Linked DNA regions of Homo sapiens: region 2 is linked to region 1. Evidence: chromatin contacts called from ENCODE Hi-C or POLR2A ChIA-PET data. All regions are on one chromosome and are shown on one strand. The core of a region is the stretch at or near the end of the contact, and the rest is flanking DNA. Distances in the headings are between cores, read along the strand shown.

Region 1 (6,801 bases), core at 2,360-4,859:
TGGTCAGGAAAAAGAGGGTTTTTGTTTGTTTTTTCAAATAGAGATCGAGTCTCCCTATGTTGCCCAGGCTGGTCTTGCACTCTTGGCTTCAAAGGATCCTCCCGCCTCGGCCTCCCAAAGTGTTTAGGATTACAGGCATGAGCCACTGCGCCCGGCCAAAAAGAAGAGTTTTTAAAAGGCACAGAGTTTACTTATAAATATTCTACGGCCACATCTAAATAAGGAGAGAACTGTATTTTTTCAGGGATTTGGCCTGTCCAAAATCAGCCACTAGGAGGAGCACTCCAGAAGAGGGAGGATTATTTTATTTTATTTTTATTTTTTGAGACGGAGTCTCGCTCTGTCGCCCAGGCTGGAGTGCAGTGGCGCGATCTTGGCTCACTGCAACCTCTGCCTTCCAGGTTCAAGCGATTCTCCTGCCTCAGCCTCCCGAGTACAGACGGGGTTTCACCATGTTGGCCAGGCTGATCTCGAACTCCTCACCTCAAGTGATCCGCCCGCCTCGGCCTCCCAAAGGGCTGGGATTACAGGCATGAGCCACCGCGCCCGGCCGGGGAAATTTTTTTAAAAAGCGGAGTTTATCACGTCTAGCCAGATGTGATATCACGTCTATCTCTTCCCTTTTCCACTATGTACTGTTCCTTTGCGAGGTTGGTCCCTTTAATTCAAAATCCTCTCACCTTTTGCCTTCTGTGGGCCAATGCAGCATCTTCATACACGTTGCTTACCTAGAAGGCGTGGCTCCACCGTGAATTCTAATTGGTCCGTGCTATCGAGGCACTGTCCCCTTACTGGCTCTCGCTCCAGTGGCCCCCACTGCTTTTCTTCCTCTTCCAGCAATGGCTCTTCGGGCCCAGAGTTCGAATCTCGCGATCGGGATGGGGACGGAGTACCGGCCTGGGGTGTCCCAGAGCCCGGACTGAGCTGGGGAGTCAAGACCTCGGGCGATGAGGGCTGAGCAAGTCGGAGTCGTAGGTCCAGTTCTGATACGGTAGAGAGAGGAGGCCGTGAGCTTTCTTCTTGGAGGTGCCCCAAGGAGAAACCACCCACCCCTCTTGGCTTTGGTCCCAGCACCTCGGACATCTCACCTTCCCCAGCTTCTCCTGTCTCCAATCTGTTGGGTTCTTGGGGTTCTTCGTCTTCCAGCGGGGTGGAGCTGCTGGTGGAAGAGTCCTCCCCGGATCCCGTTCCCCGGGCCACCCAGCCCAGATGGTCCAACCGAAGCCTCAGGTCTTCCAGAGGGCGCTCGGATGGAGGCGCGGTGTCAGGATCACCCCGTCGTCCAGGCTCCGGGGATTGGCTCAGGCTGGGGATGCTCTCCAAGCTGTCGCCCAGGCTGGGCTGAGGGTGCTGGTCTCGTGGTTCCGAGACTGAGCGGCCCTGGGGGCGGGGGCGGCGGGCAGTTGAATCCCTGCGGCCCCCGGAGCCCACTACACCATCAAAGGCGATGTAGGAGAAGGTCAGCTCCCGGGGGGTGCCCCAGTCCTGCGACGTGGTCTCCTCCTCGTCCTCCTCTGAGAATTCCCGGGCTGTGTGCAGCTCTCGAAAATCAGAGTCGTCGTTCCCTCCTGCAGTGGGTGAAGGAGAGCCTTGTTTCCCTCAGCAGGTCCCTGAGCTGCCCAGCCCTGAGCCCCTTCACATGCTCCCCACCACTTACCTTCTGTGGAATCAGGAGTTGAGGAGGCTGTAGACGGAGCTTCTTCTGCGAGAGGGAAAGAATCGAAGACTCTTAGAAGCTTAGACTGTCCGAATCACAGAAGTGTCCCAGTCCTGGAATCTTAGAATATTTGAATCACGGGATTTTTAGAACATTCTGCACACAGACTCTAAAACCTAGCATCACTGCCTGATGAAGCTCAGAGTCTTTGAAGTCCAAATCCAGGAATCTTAATCTTAGAGTCTTCAAAGTAGGAATCTTAGGAGGTTTCAATTCATTCATTCGTTCAACAACCACTTATTGAGCACCTACTATGTGCCAGGCACTGTTCTAGGTCCTGGGGATACAGCTGTGAAGAAAACAGACAAAATCCCTGCCCTCCTAGAGCTGACACTCTTTGGGATAGACAAACAATAAACAAGTGAATATATGACGTCGGGTGCAGATGAGCATAGGGAGCAAAGTAAAGAAGGGTAGGGGAAGAGAAAGTGAAGGGGTGCTGTTTCTCATAGGGTGGTCAAGAAGGCTTCTCTGATAAGATGACGTTTGAGCAGAGATCTGAAGGAAGTGAGGAAGCCATGCAGATGTTCAGGGACGTCTTCCAGGTAGAGAAGAAAGCCAGTGCAAAGGCCCTGAGCCAGGCACCATGCTTGGCATCTGAGGAACTGAGAGGTGCGAAGATATGACTGGAGAAGAGTGACTGAGGAGGAGAGGAGTGGGAGGTGAGAACAGAGAGGTAAGGGCGGTGGGGAGAGACAGACGAGGTGGTCCTCCCTTTGTAATCTGAAGTTAACGACAAGATCATAGAATGTTGGGATGATACTCGAAAATGCTGAAATCACCAATTCTTAGAATTTTGGCATCTGGACACGCGAGACATGGAAATGGCTAGATCTAAGGGTGTTGAAATCCCCAGCTGTCAGAACCCCCATGTGTGGGACAGAGAACGGTAGACATGGACTGTTATAGCTGTGAGCTCAGAGATTGTGAGGCTAGGCGTTTTCAGCTGGGAATCCAGCCCCTTAGAGCTAGTTCAGAGCTTTGCACATAGATGATGCTCAATGCGGTTTGGAAATTGAAATCTGACGCCCTGTGCCCTCACCTCGTTTCCTCAGCTGGGGAATAGGAGGCCTGGAATGGTGTGGGTCTTCCCCAGGATTACCATTAACCAGTGGTAAAGACCGCTAAGAACCCATGAGTCCTTGCCCCCAAACCACGGATGGCTGTTTTCCCGGGACAGGGTTGGACAGTTTGGGCGAGGTCGGGGCTGCCTCTTGGACAGAAAACGGGGATGGGATGCGAAGGCAAGTGATTGGGAGCCAGACCCCTGTTTTCCATCCTGGCTCTACCCTCCGTTCAACCCCCTCCCCGCCAGCTGCGGCCAGCACCAGAGCCAGGGGACAGCTCCCCGCGCGCGTCCTCGCTCCCGGGCGGGGCCGGGCGGTACGTCCCAGAGCGCAGCGCGCCCCCCGCCTGCTGTCTCAGTGCCCCCTCACCTCCGCCCTGTTTCGTCCAGGTCCTCCGGGTCAGGCTACCCCCGTCGCCGCCAGAGCGCGGGGGAGGGGAGAGCTTCCTTTGTCTCCTATGCCTCCTCCCCCCATCCCGGCTCTCCTGCGGGCAAGCGCCGAGGGGACACCGGGGAGTACCCCACCTGAACCTCTGGGGCCCACACCAGGCCCCAGTCTTCCTCTACTCACTGCAGTGGGCGAAGACCGGCAGGACCTGCCCCATGGCCCCCCTCGGGCCTGCATCGGGACCCCCGCCCACTCCGGCTGTGCCGCCCTGGGCCCGGGGTCGCGGGCGCTCATCTCCGCCGCGCCCACGACGCCGCTGCCATTCTCGCCGCCTCCTCCTCCCGGGCTGCTCCAGCCGCCGCCGCCGCCGCCGCCGCCGCCGCCGCCCTGGTGCTCGGCTCGGCGGGGGCGGGCGGGGCCGAGGTGGGGAAGGCACTGCAGCGCGCGGCCGGGGGCGGGGCCAGAAGACGGGCGGGGCGGTACCAGAGGGAGGGTGAGGGGCGGGGAAACGCCGAGGATCAGGCGGAGGGGCGTGGCCTTCTTACTAAAGGGGCGGAACCAAGAGGGTGGGCTACGGAGCCAGGAAGGAGGGGAAAGCGGCCTGAAGGGCGGGGCCTAGATCGCAGAGGGCGCAGCCTTTAGGGGAAGAGGGAAGGAGGCCTGGAGTCTGGCGAGGGACTTGGGAGAGGATGGTGAACGAGCCACGGCAGAGAGGATGAGAGCGTGGATCCCTGGGTGGGTTGGGGTGGTGCTCGGGGTGCCATTGAGGAGGGGGTGGAAAGATTCTAATGCTCTGAGGTAGGGTCCGAGCCTAGATTTGCAGAGGGAGCGAGAAAGGGGGCCGAATGAAACGATTCAGAAACTTTTGGGGCACGCGGAGGAGCTCAAACGTGGGCAGGGCTAAAGCAACAGGGAATTATTCAAATATAACTGGGTGGGGTCGGATTCCAGGCGATTCCAGGTCTGCGAAAATTAGAAGGGTCTGGAGCTGTGTGCCTGAATCCTGGATGGGCGGGGCCTGGAAGAGAAAATAAGCGAAGCCCCAGAGGGGAGGGGTCGAACTAAAAACAGTAAAGAAAAAAAAAATATGTATATATATATATATATATATATATATATATATATATATATATCTTTTTGAGACAGGGTCTCGCTCTGTTGCCCAGGCTGGAGTGCAGTGATACGATCACGGCTCACTGCAGCCTCGACCTCCCGGGCTCAGGTGATCCTCCCACCTAAGCCTCCTGAGTAGCTGGGATCACAGGTGTGTTCCACCGCGCCTGGCTAAATGTTAATTTTTGTAGAGACGGGGTCTCGCTATGTTTCCCAGGCTGGTCTCAAACTCCTGGGCTTAAGCGATCCGCCTGCCTCGGCCTCCCTAAGTGCTGGGGTTATAGGCGTGAGCCACCGCGCCCGGCCAAGTATGGTATTTACAGGTTTTGAGGCTGGGGGCTGTACCACTGAGGTGGGAGGAGCTTGGACTGAGTGTTGTGTTGAGAACACAGATTCTAGAATTAGTTTCCCTGGAACACCGGTTACTTCTGTGACTCTGTTTCTTCTTCCATATGTAAACTGGAGATGATGATGTATAACAGTGTGTGACACATTAGTACTATGTAATAGTTTGCCACTGGTACAGTATTATCTTTTTTCTTTTTTTTTCCTGATTCAGATCCCAAACCCCGCTTTGTAGGTGCAGGAAACAGGAGACCCAGAAGTGTAATTCCTTCTAGTGACCCGCCTAAAGAGCAGGTCAAAGGACAGGAAGGAGATTTAGATGGTTTAAAATCTCACAGCGGAGGGGATTAATGGAGGGGGCGGGCAGGTGTACAGGGTGGAGCCTTCCTGATCCCAGGGCTGAAGGATGGCGGTCCTGGCCCGCCAGCTGCAGCGTCTCCTCTGGACCGCTTGCAAGAAAAAGGAGAGGGAGAAGGAGGGGAGGGAGGAAGAGGAGGAGGAGGAGGCGGGGCGCAGGGCCCCCGAAGGGCCTCGGTCTCTGTTGACAGCGCCGCGCCGCGCCCAGCGGCCGCACGGGGGTGCCGAGGCGTCTGGGGGCCTGCGCTTCGGGGCGAGCGCAGCGCAAGGCTGGCGCGCGCGCATGGAGGATGCTCACTGCACTTGGCTTTCGTTACCTGGTCTGCCCCCGGGCTGGGCCTTGTTTGCCGTCCTCGACGGCCACGGTGGGGCTCGAGCTGCCCGCTTCGGTGCACGCCATTTGCCAGGCCATGTGCTCCAGGAGCTGGGCCCGGAGCCTAGCGAGCCCGAGGGCGTGCGCGAGGCGCTGCGCCGAGCCTTCTTGAGCGCCGACGAGCGCCTGCGCTCCCTCTGGCCCCGCGTGGAAACGGGCGGCTGCACGGCCGTGGTGTTGCTGGTCTCCCCGCGGTTTCTGTACCTGGCGCACTGCGGTGACTCCCGCGCGGTGCTGAGCCGCGCTGGCGCCGTGGCCTTCAGCACAGAGGACCACCGGCCCCTTCGACCCCGGGAACGCGAGCGCATCCACGCCGCTGGCGGCACCATCCGCCGCCGCCGCGTCGAGGGCTCTCTGGCCGTGTCGCGAGCGTTGGGCGACTTTACCTACAAGGAGGCTCCGGGGAGGCCCCCCGAGCTACAGCTCGTTTCTGCGGAGCCAGAGGTGGCCGCACTGGCACGCCAGGCTGAGGACGAGTTCATGCTCCTGGCCTCTGATGGCGTCTGGGACACTGTGTCTGGTGCTGCCCTGGCGGGACTGGTGGCTTCACGCCTCCGCTTGGGCCTGGCCCCAGAGCTTCTCTGCGCGCAGCTGTTGGACACGTGTCTGTGCAAGGTCCTGGGGGCGTGGCGTGGTACCTTTGGGGCTTGGTGCAGCAGAGGGAGAGAGCCTCGGGGTTTTGGGGAGGAGGGCTTTGATAGAGAGGCAAGAGTAAAGCTAGCAAAGGAGGGGATAGGACTCAAGCGAAGGGCGTGGCCTGAAGTGGGCAGGGCCAAAATACAGGGGCGGAGCCTGAGGGATGCTTTGAGGCACGGGAGAGTTAGTGGAAGGGACTTAAGAGAAAGGGCGTGGTCTTTTGGAAAGGGGCGATTCTGGGTCGTAGGAGCCGGGCCGGAAGTATTGATTAGTGCTGGAAGGTGGAAGAGCAGGTAAACATCAGAGCGGGCGGAGCTTTAGGGAAAAGGCATTGTTCTCTCAATTGGGAGCGCCTAGGACCGGGTTTGGTCCCAGTAAGAGAGGATTGGCAGGTGGGTGGGACGCGAAAGAAATGGGCATAAGTAGAATGAAGTGGGGGACTTGAACCTGGGGATTGTTGGGAAGCTCTGCCTTGGACTCTCCCCCACCGGGCTCCTTTTTCTCCACCGGCTTCAGGGCAGCCTGGACAACATGACCTGCATCCTGGTCTGCTTCCCTGGGGCCCCTAGGCCTTCTGAGGAGGCGATCAGGAGGGAGCTAGCACTGGACGCAGCCCTGGGCTGCAGAATCGCTGGTGAGCAGACTCTGGGGGCCCAGCTGGAGGGGTGGTTGGCCAGTGAAGGCTGTGCCATAACTTTTTCTTTTTTTCTTTTTTTTTTTGAGATGGAGTCTTGCTCTGTCTCCTAGGCTGGAGTGCAGTGGCGTGATCTTGGCTCACTGCAACCTCTGCCTTCCGGGTTCAAGCG
Region 2 (6,801 bases), core at 1,812-4,311, 170 kb before region 1:
GGAGTCTCGCTCTGTCACCCAGGCTGGAGTGCAGTGGCACGATCTCGGCTCACTGCAAGCTCCACCTCCTGGGTTCACACCATTCTCCCGCCTCAGCCTCCCGAGTAGCTGGGAATACAGGCGCCCGCCACCACGCCGGCTCATTTTTTGTATTTTTAGTAGAGACGGGGTTTCACCATGTTAGCCAGGATAGTCTTGATCTCCTGACCTTGTGATCCGCCCGCCTCGGCCTCCCAAAGTGCTGGGATTACAGGCGTGAGCCACTGCACCCGGCCTTTTCTTCTTTTTTTTGAGATGGAGTCTCACTCTGTTACCCAGGTTGGAGTGCAGTGGCGAGACCTCGGCTCACTGCAGCCTCCACCTCCCAGGTTCAAGAGATTCTCCTGTCTCAGCCTCCTGAGTAGCTGGGATTACAGGCGCACACCACCATGCCTGGCTAATTTTTTTGTATTTTTATTAGAGATGGGGTTTCACCATCTCTACTGGTTGGCCAGGCTGGTCTCGAACTCCTGGCCTCAAGTGATCCACCCGCCTCGGCCTCCCAAAGTGCTGGGATTACAGGCGTGAGCCACTGTGCCCCGCCTAGCTCGCATCTTGCAGACAGCAGCAAGAGAACTGGGCAAGGCGTTGGGGTCAGGCAGGCTGTGTAACTTGGAGCAAGAGAAATCCTCTCTCTGAGCCCCTGTGTCTCAGCAGGAAGGCATCCGGAGTCTTAGATCAAGGGCCTGGCTCTGCCGTATCCCAGTTGGGTGAGCCTGGACTAGTCATTCTTGCTGGAAACTCAATTTCCCCAGGTGGAAAACGGGCCCCTCCCGGAGGCTGGAAAAATATTTTGTGTGGGTAAGAGTGTAGGTTCTGGAATCAGCCCAGGGTTTGATTCCCAGCTCTGCTACCTACAACCAGCTGTGTGGCCAGGGGCAAGTTGCTTAACCTCTGTGCCTCAATTTACTCATCTAGAAAATGAGGATCCTAACAGCACTTGCCGCATGGGAGTGTTGAAAAGATTAAATGTGTGAATACAGGTGTAGCTCTCGGAACAGTGCCTGGTACACAATAAGCATTATTTCACTTAGCTGCTATTATTATTATTATTATTATTATGTTTGAGACAGAGTCTCGCTCTGTCGCCCAGGCTAGAGTGCAGTGGCATAATCTCAGTTCACTGCAACCTCCACCTCCCAGGTTCAAGCAACTATCCTGCTTCAGCCTCCTGAGTAGCTGCAACTACAGGCGTGTGCCACACCTGGCTATTTTTTTTTTTGGTATTTTTAGTAGAGTTGGGGTTTCGCCATGTTGGCCAGGCTGGTCTTGAACTCCTGAACTCAAGTGATCCGCCCACCTCTGCCTCCCAAAGTGCTGAGATTACAGGCATGAGTCACGGCACCTGGCCTGTTGTTGTTATTTTAAAGGTTCGTGCGAGGAGCTGGTGAGAAGGTGGAGGTGAGGGTGCTGCTGGGAGTATGTGAGCAGGTTCTTGGATTATCAATCCAAAGACAAAGGGCTGGGTCGGGGGAGGGCTGGGTAGCTGCCCCCACCTCTGCCTGCTGACAGTTCTCCCACAGGGCTCAGAAGGGAAGAAAAGCTCAGCCTCTGGGTCGTCAGAGGCAGGTTCAAATCCCACCTATGCCATTTCCCTGCTGTGTGACCCCAGGCCAGTCACTAGGCCTCTCTGGACCTCTGTCTCCTGTGAACTGAGCCTGCCCCGTAGGATTGCCAGGATCCTCTGAGCTTGGCCATGAGGTTGGCTGAGCACAGGCCCTGGCATGGAGTTGGAGCCTGGAACCCTGGTGGCTGCTATTATTGTTATTTGTTATTACTACTTTTTTGCAGAGATGGGGTCTCACTATGTTGCCCAGGCTGGTCTGGGACTCCTGGCCTCAAGTGATCCTCCAGCATCGGCCTCCCAAGATGCTGGGATTATGCGTGTGAGCCACTGCGCCAGGTCCTACTGTTATTATTATTTTATTCACTGGACCCAGAAAGGAGAAGGGACCCAGAAAGGAGAAGGGGCCTCCAGCAGCGGTGGGAGACGGGGATGGGAAGCAGGTGGGATTGTGGGAGGGAGATTGGGACCACGGTGAGCTGAAGCCAGGGAAGAGGAACAGGGACCCGCCAAAGACCTTGGGTGCTGCTGTCCAGGGTGGTTATTTTTAGAATCTGGCAACTGCCTGCCATCCCACCCCCAGCTGCTGCCCCGCCCCACCCCCACATTCCGGGGCTCGGCTTGCACCAAGTCAGCAGGCCCAAGACAGGTGGGCCAGGGTGGCTGGGAGGACACGGGTCCAGGCCTCGGGGCTCAAGGACATCCTGGGATGGCAGCCCAGACCCCCTCCCTTCAGAGGATGCCCCCCTAATCCCTGCCAGGGACACCCCAGGAGAGGGCACTGAGGCAGGGTGGTGACCCCCCCCACAAGAGACATAAGCAGAAAGCCCCAGAGCCACACACCCCCACCACCGCAGACTCCCCAGATCACACTGTAAACTAAGTCACACAGTCACACTTCCAAACTCAAGGACATGCCCAGGACACTCATGTGTCCGCTACTAAGTCAGAAACAAGGTCACAGGGACCCACACAGTAGCAAACGCAAAGAAAGCCTGCGACACCTGCTCTTGCAGACTCTGCTAGGCGACAGACACACCTCCCACGGCTTGTGGCGCCAGTGTTGGCGACAAACTGTAATGAACACAGGCCTGGCTCAACAGCCCCTTGCAGGGGGTGACAGTTGGCAGCTGTCAGGACCCCTTTCATCTCGGATCCCTCCCCATAACCCAAGACTTGTGCCGCAGAAATCACAGGTCCCAGTGGGGGGTTCAGGCAGCCTCACAGATGGAGGGGCCTCCCAGACACACAAGGGTCAACCTTCCCACGCACCGACCTGCCTTTGTATAGGAGGATGTTGGTGGAGCAAGGGGTGACACACAGACCCTTTCCCAAGCCAAGCCTCTAGCACCCACAGAAATCCCCTACTCTGGCCCCCACCCAGATTCCCGCCCCGTGCAGTACCTGGCTGGGCTGGGCTGAAGGGGGGCTGTCTGTATCCTGGAGGTGACACTGACCCAAAGGAAGGGCCAGCAGCCGTGGCCTTATATAGGGGGACCTAGGCTGTGCTATTGGCTGGGAGGGGTTGTCCCCAGGGAGGAGTTCTGGAGGGCAGCTGAGCCTCTCACCTCCCTGCTCCCGCACCATACCCACCCTGAACCCAGGCATGCTTTGCGCCCAGCCCCATGGCCTTGTATGGGCTGAGCCGCCCCAGGGGCTGGGCTCACGCCCCCCCACCAAGCTGATACCCTGACCAAGTGCTGAGTTGGGCTGGCGGTGGGGACAGCTGGCCCCCCGCCGGGAACATGGGACGGTGGCTGGGAACGTCCCAAGCACGTAGAAGCCACCGTCCCCTGGCCCCTGAGTCTCCTTCAGCCACCAGCCCTTCCTGTGGCCCTCGGCTCCCCCTGTGCCCCCTGGGCCCTCACCCCTACCCGAGTCCCAGCGGCACCTCGGGGAACCAAGGTGTGGCTCCAGGAGGAGCAGATACCCTGTGAGCTGGAGGAAGCAGAGGCCGGGAGAAGGACCAATTGCAATGGAGGGCAGTCTAACCCCAGAAACCCGCGCTTGGGCGCCCCTTCCTCCTAGGGACTGAGTGGAGGGGAAACTGAGGCTGGCTGAGTTGGAGAGATTCAAACTCAGGGCAAGGGTGGGAGGCGGTGGTCACCCTCCCCCCCACTTAACCCTCGCCCCCTCGGTGCCACTGGGAGATTTCCGCTGTGCGGGGGACAGGGAGGGTCTCGGTCGCCGGGAAAGGAGTTATTTTTAGAGGGCGCTTTGCTGTCTCCTCTGCCGCAAAGGCCGAGACCCGAGGCGCTGGGTATGGGGGGGTTCGGGGGCAGGTGTTGGAGGGGGGTTCGCCACGTGTCCTGGTTAATTATAACCGGGCGTCTCGGGTGTCCTCGGGCCTCGCCTCCTTACAAGGGCAGCCACGGGGCCCTGGGTGGCCGCTCCCACCTCCCGGGGAAGGGGGCTGGGCAGCGACGCCGTTCAGAGCGCGGGCGCCAGACTCGCGCAGATCTGGGCAGAGCAAGCGCTCTCGGCGCCTCGGCTGTGAGCAAGGACTTCCAGGGCTGAGAGGGGGGTTCTGTGGAGGAGAGTACAGTATAGAGGAAGCCGCTTTCTCCTCCTGGGACGCGCCAGGATTGCAGGCTGATCGGGTCTCCTCCTCCAGGGAGCTCCCAGGATTGCGACGAAGAAAAGAATGTCCCTTCCCTCTGAGTTCCTCCCTATCCCAGGGTCTCCTGGGTCTCCTTCACATCTTCTTAGGCAGGTGAGGACTGGCTTAGAGAAAGGGAGCCTCTGTGCCTCTCCCTCAGACTCCTGATCTGAGGGGGGAGGGGAGAGGGGTGCTTTAGAAATATTTACATGGGGCCCAGCCCTTTCCCAGCAAGCTCAGATTGCCGAGGGTCTCCTTCACGGTTACGGAAACTGAGGCCCAGAAAACCAAATGGAACTGGTCTCGAAACAGGGATCTATCAGGCACTTCCTGAGGCTACAACAAAACACAAAACCCCCGCCGTCCTGGAGGTGATAGTGCAAGAGGGTCACAGATGAGGGGACGGCACAGCAGCAGGGGAGGTCGAGGCAGGCCTCTTTGGGAAGATGACATCTGAGCAGAGACCTGAAGGAGAACAGGGAGCCAGCCATGTGCGGCTCTGGGGGGAACAGCAGGTGCAAAGGCGCTGAGGTGAGAATGGCTGGGCACATCTGAGGACAGACAGGAAGGAGGCCAGGGGACTGGAGCAGATGGGGCCAAGGAGAGAGTGGGAGGAAGAAGATGAGGTTGGAGGGGAGACAGGAGCAGACCCATGGTGCCCTAGGGGCTGTGGGAGGAGTTTTAATCCCATTGTGATTGACAGTGAAAATGTTAGATGGGCCGGGCACAGTGGCTCAGGCCCGTAATCCCAGCACTTTGGGAGGCAGAGGCGGAGGCGGGTGGATCACTTGAGGCCAGGAGTTCAAGACCAGCCTGGCCAACATGGTGAAACCCCATCTCTACTAAAAGTACAAAAATTAGCCTGGCATGGTGACACACGCCTGTAATCCCAGCTAGCCAGGAGGCTGAGGCATAAGAATTGCTTGAACCTAGGAGGTGGAGGTTGCAGTGAGCTGAGATGGCACCATTGCCCTCCAGCCTGAGTGACAGAGCAAGACTCAGTCTCACAAAAAAAAAAAAAAAGAAAAGAAAAGAAAAAGAAAATGTTAAATGAACCAGGTATAGAAAGACAAACATCACAAGTTATTTGTGGGATCTAAAAATCAAAACAAGGAGGCTGAGGCAGGAGGATTGCTTGAACCCAGGCAGTCGAGGCTGCAGTGAGCTGTGATCGAGCCACTGCTGCACTCCATCCTGGGCAAGAGAGTGAGACCCTGTCTCACACACACAAAAATTAATTAAAATAACTAAAGGAGTATAATTGGATTGTTTGTAATATAAAGGATAAATGCTTGAGAAGATGGATACCCCATTCTCCACGATGTGATTATTACAAGTTGCATGCCTGTATCAAAACATTTCATGGCCGGGTGCAGTGGCTCACGCCTGTAATCCCAGCACTTTGGGAGGCCGAGGTGGGCAGATCACCTGAGGTCGGGAGTTCAAGACCAGCCTGATCAACGTGGAGAAACCCTGTCTCTACTAAAAATACAAAATTAGCCGGGGTGGTGGCACATGCCTGTAATCCCAGCTACTCGGTAGGCTGAGGCAGGAGAATCGCTTGAACTCGGGAGGCAGAGGTTTCTGCGGGCCGAAATCGCGCCATTGCACTCTAGCCTGGGCAAAAAGAGTGAAACTCCATCTCAAAAAAAAAAAAAAAAAAAAGAACAAAACGTTTCATATACCCCATAAATATACACACCTACTAAATACCTACAAAAAATTTTTTAGAATAATTTTTTAAAATATTAAATGGAAAAAATCATCATCATCATCCCACTGTGAGACTGACAGGAGGCACTGAGGGTCATAAGCAGGGAAGAGGCTGGATCCATGCCACACGCATTTTGGGTGGCACGGTCCAGCCACACCTTGTGGGAGGGTTTGTTTTTTTTTTTTTTTTTTTGAGATGGAGTCTTGCTCTATCACCAGGCAGGAGTGCAATGGTGCGATGTCAGCTCACTGCAACCTCCGCCTCCCAGGTTCAAGCGATTCTCCTGCCTCAGCCTCCCGAGTAGCTGGGACTACAGGCATGGGCCACCACGCTCTGCTAACTTTTATATTTTTAGTAGAGAAGGGGTTTTGCCATGTTGGCCAGGCTAGTCTCAGACTCCTACCTCAGGTGATCCACCCACCTCGGCCTCCCAGAGTGCTGGGATTACAGGCGTGAGGCACCCTGCCGGGCCCATTGCACATTCTTTTTAGCCACACAGTGCCAGAAGCCTTTTCTATGTTCGGGGATTCCCCACTGTAAGCCCTCCTCCTTTGGAGAAGCCAAAGATGCCAGAAACTCAATTTCCCAGAATCCCTTGCAGCAATGGTCCAGGCCAGTGACCTGGGCTGAGCCAATCAAACGCTCCAGCAGGACCTTGTGCCGTGAGCTCCCTCTGCTTTGAGTCTTAAAGAAACAGTTGGCCTTGGGGAGCTTTACAACCCTCATCACGTATCTTCATCCCACCCCCCAGAGCCCGACTGTCAATCCGACCTCTGCCCCTCCACTGCCCACTCTAGCTCAAGACCGCCTCCACTGTCCCTCCTGACCCAACTTCCTCCCTGGACTCCTGTCCCAGTCTTTGCCATTCCCACCTAAACCCTACCT

The links. A loop is a pair of places that touch in the nucleus more often than their neighbours do. ChIA-PET counts read pairs that join two places held with the same protein, here RNA polymerase II (POLR2A). Pooled maps may share reads with other maps.
Region 2: a map of psoas muscle shows a loop between it and region 1 (4-fold over the local background). The contact joins the promoter of CKM here to the promoter of RTN2 in region 1. A Hi-C loop is called at or near these places in 3 of 168 maps with a recorded cell type or tissue (gastrocnemius medialis and psoas muscle) and 5 of 50 pooled maps. POLR2A ChIA-PET finds 5 or more read pairs at or near these places in 1 of 52 experiments (GM12878).

The regions. Positions count from the first base shown.
Region 1 is chr19:45,493,438-45,500,238 of GRCh38, forward strand. It overlaps RTN2 (reticulon 2), which reads right to left and starts at 3,610. Exons shown (of 11, transcript NM_005619.5): 1 at 3,355-3,610; 2 at 1,658-1,702; 3 at 1,089-1,568; 4 at 729-983. The coding sequence starts at 3,388. It overlaps PPM1N (protein phosphatase, Mg2+/Mn2+ dependent 1N (putative)), which reads left to right and starts at 5,006. Exons shown (of 5, transcript NM_001080401.2): 1 at 5,006-5,974; 2 at 6,512-6,629. The coding sequence starts at 5,036. RefSeq lists silencers at 3,509-3,818, 5,234-5,303.
Region 2 is chr19:45,319,814-45,326,614 of GRCh38, forward strand. CKM (creatine kinase, M-type) reads right to left here and starts at 3,062. Exons shown (of 8, transcript NM_001824.5): 1 at 3,008-3,062. RefSeq lists an enhancer at 3,786-4,028.